2 separate regions of the Mus musculus genome follow, and region 2 is linked to region 1. Evidence: chromatin loops called from intact Hi-C (ENCODE). Cell type or tissue: heart. All regions are shown on one strand.

Region 1 (8,000 bases):
ACATACATACACACACACACACATACACACACACACACACACACACACACACACACACACACACACACAGAGACTCACACTATAGTCTGACTTGAACTCATAGCAATCCTCCTGTCTCAACTTTCCATGTTTTGTATCTTATAGGTCAACATACTCAACTTCACTGCCAAATGTTGAGAACAGGCTACACTACCAACTTTCATGTTTCCACTGACTATTCACTCAACTCTGTCACCGCCATATGGCACAAATAGTCCCAAGGCCATCTACAAAGTCCTAAGAGTCAAATTCTGCTTATCTGAGTCCTGTTCCCTAAACCTACAATGAAGATCTCCAAGGTCACGTCATCCACTTCTAAGAATCCCAGCCTGGGATCTTCCTCCATCCTCTTTGCAAGGCACAAGATGGCCCAAGGTCCCCGAGGCTCTTCACTTCCTGCTATGGAATTCTTGGAACACTTGTCAGCTGCCTCATGGTATGGATGGCTGTGCACACACCTCTAGCTTGAGGCCTGCCCTTGTATTACGGTCCTACGTTAGCTGAATGACAGTTCCAGCTGAAAGCAAGTGCTTGTAAAGCCTGTTGCTCAACACGCTGACATCGGGACCCCTCCTCTTCCCGTTCAAACCAGTTCCCCTTCTGCACTTCTCTATTCTGTCTGCAATACTGTTACTCCTCAGCAGACGCTGAGCCTCCCCAGCATTTGTGTCCTCCCCAGCTGCTTATCAGTCGCTGCTTCCTTTAGGCTCTTCCTTTGGAACAGCTATCATCCACAGATCGCATTTCTCACTGCAACTAATACTGCTGTGGCCCAGGAGAGAACTCATCTGCATCACAGATCTCTCTGCCTCTAATGTGCATCTCAGCTGGAAAAGCTTTGAAGTATGACTTTCACCAGTCCTCCTGGCCAAACCACACACAACTGAGAAACCATCAGTGATTCTCCAATATGCATACATACCTTATTGGAGATTTGGCTCCCTAGTATGCCTACCAATCTCCACCAATCTCAAGTACAGCACAAAGTCTGTTTCCTGTGCTTTCTGTTCTCCTAATAGCCCTCAAGTGTTCATACCCTAAAATTTCACACAAGCTCTTCCCACCTAATGCTATTCTCAATCCTTTGTGGATTCTCAAGTCCTCAAGTCATTGAAGGCAGACTAACCTCAAGAAGCTGTTCCTAAGTTGCCAGTCCCCATGTTGGGTCATAGTTTCAAACCCCTGTAACTCATTGATTCTGAGCTATACTTATTCCTTCCTTATTCCTCCAGTGTATCGGAACACAGACATTTACAGTTACCAGTAAGATTACCAGAAGGTCCCTTCAACTCAGAAGATCTCTTTCCCTGAACTAACAACTGGCAACAACTGTACTGTCTGTTTCTATTTTGAGCTTTTATGTGCTAGACTAAGAAGATAAGCTGACTTGCTCTTCACCATTGTTTGGGATGGGTAGCTATTTCAAAGTCAGGTGGGGAGGGGGGGAAGGCTCAAAGTTCACCCAATGTTACTAGGGTCTAAAGACTTGTGAGAAACAGGCTAGACATTCTACCCTAGACCTGTGACTTCAGAAGACTGAACCTGTTGGAGAGGTCTCTCGTGCCCACGGGCCCAGCCTCCATAGCACAGAGCAGTGCCTGGCAGTCAGCTGAGGCTGGCCCAGTAAATGTTTACTGGTGCTGACAATACTTTAATCTCTAGATGGGCCCTCAGGCGATGAAAGTGCTCAGAAAACCCAGGAGCCTAGGGATTAAGTCAAGGCCCAGGAATGGGAAAAACTAAGGTTGGGCTAGTGACCTCATTCTCCCCTTCAACACTCCAAGGCAGAGGCAGAAGGGAAAGTTGTATCCTCTTACTGCTAAGCCCTAGCTGCTCTACCGATTGACCCAGGCCCCAGGTAGCCCCAGACTTCCTCCAGAACTTTCTCTATGGCCTGCCAGATAACCCTACACTTCCCCCACCGCCACACCCACTCTGGCTCCTCCGGTTCTCTACCCCACCCTCTTGCCCTTTTACTCTGCAGTCCATTGGCCTCAGCCTGTGGCCTCCTCACCTGGTTTTGGTTTTGAGCTGGTGGAGGCTGTGGGTGCTGCTTCTCTTGAACTAGGGGCTTCTCCTTCTGCTGAGCATAGGTGAAGCTAGGGGGCTGAGGGGAGCCTGTGCTCACAGAAGAAGGAGCATCCGGAGGCACCATTTTTTGATTGGGCTGTGGCCCAGGTCCACTTGGAGCACCAGGGCTGAACTTGGAAACCACGGGAGTAAATTTAGGAGCCACTGGAGCAAACTTAGGTGCTGGAGTTGGTGCCTGAGAAAGGGGACCCCGGGGCTGTGTATTAGCAGAAGACACAGGCTGGGGTTGGACATGGGGCTTGGCCTGAGGCTGGACATGGAGCTGGACCTGAGGCTTGGCCTGCGGCTGAGGTGGTGGCTGGGAGCTAGAAGGGGTCTTCCAAGGAGGCAAGGGTGCTGTGCCCCCAGGGGCAGGTTTGGTACTAGGCTTGGGAACAAATGGAGTGGCAACTGGTGGGGGTACATATCCGGATGATACCTGCAAGGAGAAGCAGAGGGGAGAGAAATGCACTTAGACGAGGTTGTCATCTCTTCCTTGCATTCCCTCCTCTCCTTCTAGGCCCAGACTTTCCTACTGTCCTGCCCCTTACCCGGGCTTTGAAGGGATCGTTCTTGGTCATGTCGTCCAGCAGTGAGGACAGAGAGTCAATCTCCAGGTCAATACTGCACACTTTCTCCCTGGGCTGGAGGGTCAAGGGTCAGAGCACCCATCCCAGTCTTCCCTTGTCACCCCACTCCTCTCCAGCCCATGGAGGTGTCCCCCACCCCATCTCCAGCAAAGCTGCCCTTCCAAGCCCTCCCTACCTGCGGTGGGAGCTGGGTAGGGGCCTCAGGCCCTCCCTCCTCCTCCAGTGGAGGTGGAGGGGAGGGGAAGATGTCCTCCTCCAGAGGAGCAGGGGGGAATGGTTCCTCGATCATCGGGGGAGGTGGAGGTGGGAAGGCACCTCCCAGGGCACCCTCTGAGTCGTCGCCCTCCCCAATAAGGGGAGGAGGGGGCAAAGGAAAGTCTGGGTAGGAAGGAGAGAAAAGGCTATCAGTACCGACCCTCTTTCCTCCTCTCCTCAGACGACTGCTTTAACCCCTAATCCAAGAACTCTTTCCTGCATCCCAAGAGTGTGTGCAGACCATAACGAGGGGCTCAGGATGCCCTGGGCGAAGCAGGTCGAGTGAGAACGAGCCAGGTTGAAGAACCGTGCAGCTCCCGTTACACTTCAGAGAACGGATCCAGAGGGGAAGATTCCTGGCCCACATTCCCGCCTCCTACCCCCAGGCGGGAGACTTGGAACAGTCCCAAGGGTCCTGGCTCCCAGCCAGGAGCTCCAAGATGAGGTAAGAACATCTGCTCAGGACAGGGTAGCCACCCAGCGCCCAGCCCCCTCCGCAACAGCCTTTTCAGACAACCCCAAATTCCCCAAACCACCGACCCCCACCCCTGGCGCCCGAGAAAGATCAGGGCCCCCAATCCCAGCCGCATACCTTCCGGGGGTGGTGGTGGGATCTCGCCCACCCGACCCATCTGCGCTCTTTGGGCCCCGGCTGCTACAGGAGGCTCGCTGTCCCCAGGCCGGAAAGGATTCACTTTGGGCTTTGGGGCCACAACCGGGGCGAACTTCTTCTGCGGGGCGTAAAACGCGGGGGCCGAGACGGAGACGGAGATCGCGGGAGGCGGGCGGGGGGCCGCCATGGCCAGGCCGGGCTGCAGGGGGTGGGGTCGTCAGGTTACGCAGAGCGGTGTCGGACTGACACTCCTCGGTCTAAGCGCCCCTCGGTGACCCCACCCGCGCCTCCCCGCGTCCCCTTCCCGGGGCGGCGGAGCTTCTCCCCGCTCCTCACCGCGCGCAGGAGCGTGAGAGGCGCGTCTCGGATGACCGCCTCGGCGCCGAGTCCGCGGACTCTGCGTCCCGGTCCGGAGCCGCTTCTAGCCAAGCGGGGAGGGACGTCGTGCACGGGAAGGGAGGGAGGGGGCGGGGAGAGAGCGGCGCCCAGACCATACAAGGAGCGGCCCGGAGAGGGGGCGGGGAGAGACCGGGGAGGGAGGACCCGACAGGAAACTCCCCCAGGAAGGGGCCCAGGTCCTGCCCCGGGCTCCAGGCTCTGCAAAGGTCCGCCTGCGGCCTCCCTACTCACCACCGCCCCCGCCGGGCACAGACCACCCTTCCCCAGCACAGGCCTCTGATGTCATTTCCTGACCTGCCACCTACCCCACCTCCCTCCTCCCGACCCGCGAGTGCTGGAGAACTGACTCACTGTCCGCACTCCAGGCTGAGCAGGCTGGCTAGTAATCCCAGCGGTCCTGAAGCAGCTCAGTCGCGCACCCCGGGCCTGCCTGCCATTGACCGACCCCGCCCCTCCCTGCAGCTTCAGCTCCGCGTCCCACGTGTCCTGTGGTCAGTCCCGGAACGCAGGACTGGGATGGAACTGTACTCCTGGGTGGGCGGGGGATGGTGAAGGGACGTTGGCCCTGCGGGCACTTGGCTCCCAGGCCGGCCTTCTGTAACCCACTAGTGTGTGAGCAGGAGCCTAAGCTGGGGGAATGCTAACTTCCTGAGCTAGGCAGCCTCTTAAGGCTTCTAGGAATTCGCTTTGCCCTAGACCCGCCTGCAATAGTATTGCCCCGGGGACAAGAGTCCAGTGCTTTGAGTCCAGGAATGGAGGTACAAGGGCGAAGTCAGGGCGAGTGGTCAGACAACCTAGGAAGACCCAAATAGCCCCCGGGGACTAGTCCTTGAGGATCCCTTCAGCAAGCCTTTCCCAGTCCCTCAAGAGTCTTTGGGTTGTCAGCGCGCCCCGGGACAAAGCTCGGTGGAGCCCCCCACTGGTCCTACCAGATTCCTCAGCCTGAGACTGCCCCAGGCTACATGAAAGAGATATGACTAAGCTGGTGTCTGCTTTTCTTACTTTCTTAATCTTGCATCTTTCCCTTCCGATCTTCTTCTTCTTCTTCTTTTTTTTTTTTTAAACAACACACGGAAACTTCGTCCAAATTATAGAGTTACGAGCTAGAGCCTCTAGTCCAATATCCAACCCTCGGTGCTTCCTTTGGTTTCGCCCTGTCATCCCTGGCTGAGGCTCCAAACCTTGGCGCTCCCCATCTGCTGCACCCTACTGTCCAGTATGGTTGGTCAGTATATGTCCTTGAGCTATGCTTTAGGGGCATGCAAACTAACCCCATGAACCTAGGATAAGAAACTGGGGGATGTTACCTGAAAAGACGGCCCCAAGGGTTGCACTCAGGTCAGAGTTAATTAACCCTGTTGGCAAAGATGGAGAAACTCCGTGAGGTCAGGGAGCCTGGTTTCCAACTCAGTGGACAAGATTTTTCATTCATTCGGTTTCATTGCCTCCATTGTAAAAGGGATGGCATTTAGTTCGTTTGCCTGCTGCTTTATGTGAAGAGATAAATAACATGCCATGCCTGAAAATTCTATATAGTTCTCAGTATTACTTCCAAGTTCCAGCCTGGAAAACAACGGAAATTTCCAGCCAGTTAACCTAGGCAGCTTTCTCTCACATGCTCCCTTCTAGCTTGCCAGGCAGGTTTACTGTGTCTTAGGAGATTCAAAGCCCTCTCCTACTGTCAACCTTAAGCCTTGAGTCATATCTATGACTATACATTCATCATCTTTCCAGGCCCCGCTAGTCTCTCTTTTCTCTGTCATCTTAATGTTTCCATCACCAGTGTTTTGCGTTTCATGTGTGACCATACATGACACAAAGTGCTCAGGTAGACACACCCTAACATGCACGAGCTGGTCCTAGGCCTGTTCCTATGAAGATCTGTTAGAAATTTGATACTGGATTTACTCTGTGTGTCGGAGATTGTTTCTTGGGCTTTTCAGACCAAGAGTCATCACCATCCTTCTAAATATGCCTGTATGGGGAAATGGAGTTTCCAGATAACTTTATAAGAGTAAAAGCCACCTACCCTCTAAAAGCCTCTTTAAGGAACATCGGAAAATAGAGTCTGTTTAATTGTTGGCAGCTGAACCTATTTATAAATCAAGAATAGGAGAGTGTGTAGGCAGACTCAATTTCACAGACAACTAAGAGCATTCAAGATGCAGAATATTAGAGCTTAGAGTTTTAAGCCAGCCGTTTTAAGTACAAATTAGAAACAAAACAGAATTTCTGAAAGGGTCAGAGTGACTGGCCCAGGATTTCTCAGGTGGAGGTTAGAGTCAAATGTTCAACATCCTTAATCATCAGGGAAATGCAAATCAAAACAACCCTGAGATTCCACCTCACACCAGTGAGAATGGCTAAGATCAAAAATTCAGGTGACAGCAGATGCTGGCGAGGATGTGGAGAAAGAGGAACACTCCTCCATTGTTGGTGGGATTGCAGGCTTGTACAACCACTCTGGAAATCAGTCTGGCGGTTCCTCAGAAAATTGGACATAGTACTACCGGAGGATCCAGCAATACCTCTCCTGGGCATATATCCAGAAGAAGCCCCAACTGGTAAGAAGGACACATGCTCCACTATGTTCATAGCAGCCTTATTTATAATAGCCAGAAACTGGAAAGAACCCAGATGCCCCTCAACAGAGGAATGGATACAGAAAATGTGGTACATCTACACAATGGAGTACTACTCAGCTATTAAAAAGAATGAATTTATGAAATTCCTAGCCAAATGGATGGACCTGGAGAGCATCATCCTGAGTGAGGTAACACAATCACAAAGGAACTCACACAATATGTACTCACTGATAAGTGGATACTAGCCCAAAACCTAGGATACCCACGATATAAGATACAATTTCCTAAACACATGAAACTCAAGAAAAATGAAGACTGAAGTGTGGACACTATGCCCCTCCTTAGAAGTGGGAACAAAACACCCATGGAAGGAGTTACAGAAACAAAGTATGGAGCTGAGATGAAAGGATGGACCATGTAGAGACTGCCATATCCAGGGATCCACCCCATAATCAGCTTCCAAATGCTGACACCATTGCATACACTAGCAAGATTTTACTGAAAGGACCCAGATGTAGCTGTCTCTTGTGAGACTATGCCGGGGCCTAGCAAACACAGAAGTGGATGCTCACAGTCAGCTAATGGATGGATCACAGGGCTCCCAATGGAGGAGCTAGAGAAAGTACCCAAGGAGCTAAAGGGATCTTCAACCCTATAGGTGGAACAACATTATGAACTAACCAGTACCCCTGAGCTCTTGACTCTAGCTGCATATGTATCAAAAGATGGCCTAGTCGGCCATCACTGGAAAGAGAGGCCCATTGGACACGCAGACTTTGTGTGCCCCAGTACAGGGGAACGCCAGGGCCAAAGGGGGGGAGTGGGAGGGTAGGAGAGTGGGGGTGGGTGGGTAAGGGGGACTTTTGGTATAGCATTGGAAATGTAAATGAGCTAAATACCTAATAAAAAAAAAAATAAAATAAAAAAAAAATAAAATAAAATACAGACAGCAAGAAGAATTTACCCTGATGATTCCTGGCGGGTTTTCCTAAGCAAGCATTTCTATTTGATGTTCTTGGGTAGTATGAGTGATGTGTAGGAAGCCAATCAATGTCTCCACTTCAAGCATGTAGTAAACCTGGGAGAGGAAGCCAGAAAATGGCCACTGACCTTGGCTACTAAAATATCCTTACACACTTCCCAGGCTTTATATCCATTAGATATGAGAAGCCCCCACCCCAAAGGTATACACTACAAAGTGTGACATTCCAAGCATTCATGGAAGAAACAGCATAGTGACCAAAGAGAGAATTGCAAAGCAACGATACTATGAGAAGTTTTATCAATATGCTGGCTATAAGCAGACAAAAGAGTAACGATATGACGCACTACGGTAAGCATCAGTGTACTGCTGAAACATCAACAATGACTGCAATAATTGCTCACACTCATGCTAGGTACAGCTCAATGGTACAGTGCCTGCCTAGCATGCATGACACCTCGGGCTTG
Region 2 (8,000 bases), 190 kb before region 1:
CCTCCGCTTGCCATTTTACCTGGGATCTTGCTAACCTCTAGAGACCATGACCTGAGTCACTTCTCCAACATCCTTAAGCCATCCCTTTCTGAACTCAGGTAAGAAGGCTAGTGATGGATTCCATAGGCAAACAAAGATAAAGAAATACTGAGAGAGAGCATAGGGATAACAAAGTAAAATATGTTCTGGCTAGAGTACGAAGATAGCATTGATAAGGCAGGCATCCATTCCATTACTCCATCTTCTCTCCATCAGATCTGATGCCTCTCTCCTCAGGATGTTACACAGCACACCAGTTCAGTGTGCTCTCATCTTCAGAGCTCTTCCATTCTGGGTACATTGAGGTACAGTATGAGGAAACTATAGATGCCAGGACTGTCTGATATGCTTCCATTTTATTTAGTTAGTTTAATTATGTGCTGCCCTTTTGTCTCTGCTGCCCCATTCACCATTAGGAGAAATTTTGTGTTCCTATGTGAATAGAGGCTTTCATGAACAGATGAATCCAGCAATGCATGGGTCCCACAAGATAATTTGTAAGAAGACAAAGGAAGCACACTCCAGTTTTTAGAGGTAGAATAGAGAGTATTCAGGATGACCAGGTCTAAGGTCATTGATCAGCTTTATGAAATTCAAAACTTTACCACTTACAAGAGCAAAACAGGAAAGATTCCATTTATCCCTCCTGTTTTGGAATGAAATCCTCAGGCCTTGGACCACATCAACCATAGACCTTTCCACTGCAGAGAGTGTAGGTCCTTGTCAAAGGCTGGCCTCCAGCAGGCTGAGCATCCTGCATTGATCTCATTTAATCTAATCATTAGCTGTCTTCTTATAAATTCTGGGGTCAAATTCAGACTAAAAGGAAGTAGGCAACTGGAAAGTAGGGAAGAACAATCTGTTGCATCAGTGGTCAGAAAACAGCCAGGTGATTCCAGGGAGCCTGGGTTCTCGGGGACACTAAAACACTTCCCTCGGAAAAATGCTCATCACAGAAATAAGCATTTTTCTTTCCCTACAAGGGCTGACCTTTTTCATTTGTCTGGTTTTATCTCAGTGAATCATAAACATGTCCTGGCAATAGTGAAATAGTGTTGGCTCCTCTCTCCATGCATCTATGCTACCCACTGTTTACATCTAACTCTGTGGCCAGCAAGGAACAAGAAACCATCTTTTAGAAGGAGAGTCTTTCAGTTTTACAAGGTAGCCCTCTTGCTGTCTTGTATCATGAGGTATAGTTTCTAAATCAGGAGTATTTTCAAGCCTGTTAAAATCACCTTCATAGAAAACAGTAATTGATTTAAAAATAAATTTTGGAAATGAACCAGTTTTCTTACAGAGCAAAGATATTGATACTTTTCAACTAAAGTAATGATCCCTGGACCTAAGATACTTTTCAAAATTTAACAACACAGTGATCACTCATTTCCTGTGATAGAGTTGACCTTCAGAGTGTCAGAACTGGGGCAGTCTCTGCACCAGACAGTTTTTATGTGGAACATTAAAGTGCTCGGTTTTGAAGCTTATCTATCTGCCTCTGGAGGAAGCCTGTGTTAAAGACATTCATTAAAATGGCTGCTGTTTCATTCAGGGAGAGAATCTCTTTCAACACATCAAAGGCAGAAAGCCAGCTCTACAGTCAGTAGGACTCCTAGATTTTCATAGTTCAAAGTTCCTATCCAATTGAAGGTAAGAGAGAGCAGGATGCCTGGAAAACATCCTCTTCCGAAAGTCCTAATCCCACACAATTGATTTTTGGAGAAAGGAGAACAATGCATGGCAAGTATCCAGGGTGCTTTAAAGAGACAGACTCAGTACTGTATCCTCTGAACAGACTCACTCAGTACTATATCCTCTACACAGACAAACTCAGTAATGTTGAGTCTGTTCCCCTGAATCATCAGGAAGCATGAAGTCTGGGAAATATTAGCCTAAGATCATGGTAGCATGTTGACCCAGAGCTGGACAAGGTCAGCCATGTGCCTACCATTTTAAAAAGAGTTCATGAGTAGTCATAGAAACTGTCAAGATCACCTCATCTGCATTAAATGCATTAAATACTTCACAAAATGCAATAATGGGGAGAAAGCAAGAATGTCTGTGTAAAACAAAAATGTCTCTGTTGATTCATTTAGCTGCTCTTAGGGGATAAACAGGACACCAAGAAACTAACAAGAGTTCTTAGACTCACAAAAAGCCTTTGACAAGATATCATGTCACACTCAGAAAGGATTTAGCAAGCTACTTTATCTTGTAAAAGAAACAGAGCCAGTGGATAGGCAAATAACACGTCTCCCAGGAATCAAAGCTGAGATCATAAATAGCTGGAAAAAAAGAGTACACAATGTAATCACTAAATCCAGAGGTGATTCAGCAGCCTTGAGTAAACAGACTGCCAGACTGATGGAAAGACACCACAGAAAAAATATTCATAGAGCAAAAAGTACCAACATGATAAGCTTTAATTCAGGGGACTTTATTTCACAATGTTTAATTGAAATATATAATAATGCAAACATATAAAATTAATTCACTTCAAGATAGCTGACATAAATCAAGGTGAAGGCCTTCATGACTAGGAAAAGAAGCTACTACAGTCACTATGCAGGTGGAGCCTAAGGGTGTCATGTCAATATAGATGTGAAAGTTACATCTCAATATGATGAGTTACTTTCTTTGTGACTGCCATCGTGTTTTAGCTTTCCCTTATACTATTCCTAATATTATGAATGACACTAGGTATCTAGTGTCATTACCTCCATTTATGTAAAGAGATAATGCATCAGAGAAATTGAGGGCCTCACCCAAAATTAGTACGTGGTTAAGCTGAGATTTCAACCCAGAAATATATATAGCCAGTGCAGTGGCATAAAGATAATTGCAAGCCCAGGTGAAATAGTAACATAAAGATATTGCGATAGGTAGATGCAAACTAGAAAGAAAGAAGAAAGATGGAGAGAGGGCTGAAAAAGAAGGGGTGGAAAGATAAGGGAAAGGAGTGAGGGTAGGTAGGAGGGAATGGAGGAAAGGAGAGGAAGTTAGATATTATAGATACATGGATAATAGAGACAGAAAATGTAGACAGGCAGACAGATGATAGGTAGGTAGGTAGGTAGGTAGGTAGGTAGGTAGGTAGGTAGGTAGGTAGGTAGGTAGGTAGGTAAGTAGATAGATAGATAGATAGATAGATAGATAGATAGATAGATAGATAGATATAAATTATGGCTAAATAAAGTAATCTGTAGCTATATCTATTCATACCCACCCAGCACACAATGTACACTGGGACCTCAGGAAGATAGCAAGCACACAGGCCAAAGAACTTGAAGGGTTGGACCAGTCAGGGCTGAATTTTCCAAGAAAGAAAGATGAATACTAAGAGGATAATCAACCTAAGCCTTCCAAGTGAAAACACCTAAAAGTAAGACTACACCCAGTGTTCCTTTGTGCCAGATCTTTTCTAGAAGCTTCTCTACATTCTCTATGGAGTCCTCATCAAATTTTTCTTTTGTTGTCTGCATTCCACAGTGAGGGACCAAGCCTGCAAGAGTTAGTTCATTTGCCTTCTCCTCTCCAATTCAAGCATCCAGAAAACAGCAAAGTATCCTTAAACTGTGAGTGTTCTTTTAGCAAGAGTTAGGGGGGGAATGAAACATCATATTTTAAGTATATGTTACTTCTTTTAAAAAACACTAAATAAATCATTCCACTATCATTTATAGAAAGTCATAGATGAGAGGCCCAGTCCAGTTAGGATATCCAGATTTACTCATAACTTTTTTTTTCTGAGACAGGGTTTCTCTGTGTAGCCCTGGCTGTCCTGGAACTCATTTTGTAGACCAGGCTGGCCTTGAACTCAGAAATCAGCCTGCCTCTGCCTCCCAAGTGCTGGGATTAAAGGCGTGTGCCACCACACCCGGCTAATTCATAACTTTTGAAACTTGATTTGTTTTAGGACAATGACTTTTGCTGTGGCCTTTCTTATTGGTACTTTTGTAAATTATGATGCTAGCTTACAAAAAAAAAAAAAAAAAAGCTAGACCAGTGAGCCAGTGAGCTTCAGTCTAAACTGTAAGGCAATTATTTTAGACACACACACACACACACACACACACACACACAAACACACACACACACACAAACACACACACACACCAGCCCACAGACATTATTGCAGCTCTAGACTGGGTAGCTCCCTCTCTGAGTCTTACATGGGTTTACTATGGTGTTGAGTCTACCATGACCATTTGACCCTAAATCTCTAGCTTAGCATGTATGGAACTCTCAAAAGCTGCAGAAGTCTGACCTGTCTGTCTCTCATATCTCCTCTTCTATCCATTGTACAACTGTGTTTAGCAGTGCTTTGATTGGCTATTGAAATGACCAATGAGAAACATTATTGTAACATAATTTTTATTAGCCAACACAGCAAAAATTGAATCCAAGGTCAGAATCCCTAACCCAGAAATCCTTCCAACCACATCCAGATGTCCCGGGCCACCAGCCAGCCATGACTCCGTGGGTGTTTTGTGAAGCCTCACACAATTAGAAACAAGAGTCTGCTAGAACAATAACAAGATCAGTGATGAATGTCAAAACTAAAGAGAAATTATTTTTAGGTTTGCTATCTTAAATGATCTGCATTGCTATTCACATCCACTGTCCTCAAGAGAAATGTCAGTGAAGGTAAATCTGAGGACAGAAATATGTGACAGTCTGGGAGTCATTTCTAGTATGCAGGAAACCATAGAAAGGGGATAACTGCCTCTTGTGCAGAGGCAGTCTGAGAGGACGTTTAAATGAGGAGGGCCACATAGAGTTATGATGTGCATTACATATGTAAAGTGTGTTATTTCAGTTCACTGAGAAGCTGGCTCTTGGAGCAGAACTGCCCCTATCCTATTACAGACCCACAAGCTTATTTGTCTCAGTGTGTCCTCTAAGGTCCCTTGTCTGGGGATGGGCTGTGTCTCCTAACTCTGTGAGAAAGAGGGAAAATAGTTAGAAGATGAACCTTCTGCAACAGAGGTTGCCATTGTTTATCACATGATATAAAAGTGCCTATAGGGGTAGAAGAGAAGCCAGAAATCCAGCCGTGGGAAACTCATCATTCAGGAATGCCAGCTGACTGGCACAGCTTCCCCAGTTGGTTTCTGCTGGGTGTTTTGAGTGCCTGATTTGTTGATCTTGTCTGTATCTGGGGCTGGTTTTCCTTTGACTTGGAAGGCTCTGCAGACAGGGCCCTCTGCTCTACCTGGGATTGCCTCTGGCTGCCTCAAAGGGACTACTGCAGTCAGTTTTTGCTCTCTGTGCCCAAGCCCCTGATTTGATTGTTATATCTCTGCTGTTATTAGTTATTTTATGTGTAAGACTCACTCAAAGAGATGCTGCACTACCCAAATCTCTATTCAGAACACAGGCTAACTGCCTCAAAAGAACTACTTCAGTCCATTTCTTCTGACTGTTTTTTTTTATTATTATTGACCCTGTTTCTTTTATGAAAATTTTAAAGATATGTTTACTTTTATTTCATGCATATGAGGTTTTTCCTTAATGTATGTATGCATACCACATGCATGCCTAATGCCTGCAGAGGACTGAAGAGGACATTAGATCTCTTGGAACTGGAGTTTCAGATAGTTTTGAATCACCATATGCATACTGGGAGCCAAACCCTGTGGCCTTTGCAAAGACAGATGGTATTCTTAACAATTGAATCTTCTCCCCAGCTTCTTCTGCTGGATGGTTTGAGCATCTAATTTGGTGGTGTTTTGTTGGCTATTTTGTTACTTATTCTTTTACTTTGCCTTGCTATATATTTAATCAAGTAATTTAAAACTGAAAGTATAACCATCACAAACCATTGTCTAGACCATGCAGAACAAATGTGTAAAACCAAAGGTTACTGGGTGCTAAGATTCTTGCCTGCAAATTGGCTCTAGCATTAGCTAGTTATCTAGAAGTTGAATTCCTCACCTCTAAAATGAGTGTGAGAAGAATCCATTTACTTCACTGGGTTGTTGTTAGGTTAAACGGGTTATGTTTCAAGTCCTCCTGATCACTTCCCTAGAACTCTCTTAAGTGTTCATTATTTTTGTTGGTGCTATTAATCTGCCAGAAGAGTGAAAATTTCCACCCTCATCTTTATGAGAGAGGAGTGTGATCCAGGCCTCTCTCTCTCTCTCTCTCTCTCTCTCTCTCTCTCTCTCTCTCTCTCTCTCTCTCTCTGCAGGTTTGAATCACTGATGCTTTGGAAGAGTATGCAGCTACCTGCCTCTGGCTCTCGGTGCTGGGATTAAAGCTGAGTACCACCATGGCCAGCTGATACTTCCATTTTCTTAGCCTACTACAGCTAGCTTACATTCCTGGAGTTTATATCAATCCCTCCTGAAAAGCTAAGCAAAGCAGAAATAGCCCCTTGGTCATGTTCAATTAGTTGACCCATCTGGTTTGTTTTAGGCAGCCTTACTTTGAAACATGATTCTCCTTGAGCAACTTGATGCAGGTGCTTGATCCACCACCCAATGTTTCTTGCCATCTGCCTGGTTTACATCATGGAAAGGGAAGAAATTAAAACAGATTGTGTCTGTCTCTCCTTCTAGAGCCCACTCCACTAGCTTCTGTACAGAGATGAAAAGGAAGTGGTAAGGAGGCCAGCAGAGGCAGCTCAAGAGCTGTCTCTGTCTTGGGCACTCCAGAAGGTTGATCTGCCTGCAACCTCAAGACACCAATTCTGTCTCTCTGAACTTCATTCCTAATGCTGCAGCATCTGGCTGAGAATGGGCACAGGACTCAAGTTGGCTGAATGTGTTCGATAGATGGGAAAATCCACCTCTTCTCAAAAGGTGGGAAGGGTTTAAACCCCATTGGAAGTGAGTCTACCCCTCTCAAGCCTATTCCTGTCCCACCCGCCTCTTTCTCCATTAGAATAGAATGTGTTAGTAAATGCTCCCTTCAAATACTACAAGAAAGAGAATAAGATGGTGTCTATAAATCAAAACTCTCTAAAAGGTGCATTCAATGGAAAAAGCCATTCTCCTTGCAGCTCTTTCATTCAACTATGTGTGGCCGTTTTCACCTGACTTCACCACTCTTGCACCCTGGCATGAGGACTATGAACAAATTACACAGTCCATGTTGATTAGAACATTGAATGTCTGAGTCTAGGATTAAGTGTTTAAAAGCCATAATGAATTTTTAAAAATAGGGTTTTTTTTTTCAACATCTGTTAAAAGGTCAAACATCCTCCTGCAGGTCCCACAGCCTTTGTTACATCCCACATCTGTTACATTCAGAAGACTCTGAGCAGCAGAGTAGACCTTCAGAGTGACAATGTTTCCCAACTGTTACTTACAGATGAGTCACAGAGAGAGAGAATCTGGGATCTGATGACAACTGAGGAAGGTACTCACTTTGAGAGTTGAGCCAGGATAGACAGACACACACCACTTTTTCTAGTGTATCAGTCACAATGTCTGATGAATTTGGATCCTGACAACTCCAACAGGATCTCCCACAGAGCATCCTGGCTGCCTGAGTGTCTGTCCCAGTATGTACCATAACGCTAGGTCTCTAGTGAAGGTTAAAGTAATATATATTGTCAGCTTGACTCCAGTGACCTGATTCTAGAACATTATATGGGCTGTGGAGACTTCCGGATTCAGTCTTGGGAAATTACTTTCTTTTTTCTCTTTCTTTCTTTCTCTTTATTAATTTCTTTGAGAATTTAAAGCCTGTATTTCCAGCCCCAATCCCAGCTCAGTTATATCTTCCTCTTTAAAACTAAGAAGTTGAGTGAGGTTGTCTAGAAGACCCGTATATATGTTGTACTCTATGAGTCCATGACACAACTCAGAAGGCAGTTCACAGTGGCAAAGCTAGCTAAGGAAGAGGATGGAGAAGAAGTAGAGAGGCCGGGACACATCCTGCTTTGGGGGACCTTGAAGTCTAAGACCTATGGTAATACAGAACCCTAGTGTGGCCAGTGCTTGACTCTTTAT

What was found. A loop is a pair of places that touch in the nucleus more often than their neighbours do. Peaks named below come from ENCODE experiments on the same cell type or tissue, not always from the same donor. Only the 100,000 strongest peaks of a DNase experiment are listed, where the experiment ranks them.
Region 2: it touches region 1 in a loop (2.3-fold over the local background); 2 of 42 quality-filtered maps call a loop at or near these places.

What each region holds. Positions count from the first base shown.
Region 1 is chr6:42,346,023-42,354,022 of GRCm38, reverse strand. Zyx (zyxin) reads right to left here and starts at 4,195. Exons shown (of 10, transcript NM_011777.3): 1 at 3,904-4,195; 2 at 3,547-3,766; 3 at 2,875-3,077; 4 at 2,661-2,753; 5 at 2,054-2,548. The coding sequence starts at 3,754. In heart, CTCF peaks have their summits at 3,343, 4,195 and 4,895 (motif pointing left); DNase peaks (open chromatin) are centred at 632, 3,452, 4,252, 4,772 and 3 weaker places; H3K4me3 peaks cover 5,336 bases; H3K27ac peaks cover 4,711 bases.
Region 2 is chr6:42,539,338-42,547,337 of GRCm38, reverse strand. No RefSeq gene overlaps it. Among named protein-coding and RNA genes, the nearest start is that of Olfr455, 4.3 kb to the right of the region's middle. In heart, no CTCF peak of the experiment used is centred here; a DNase peak (open chromatin) is centred at 4,497.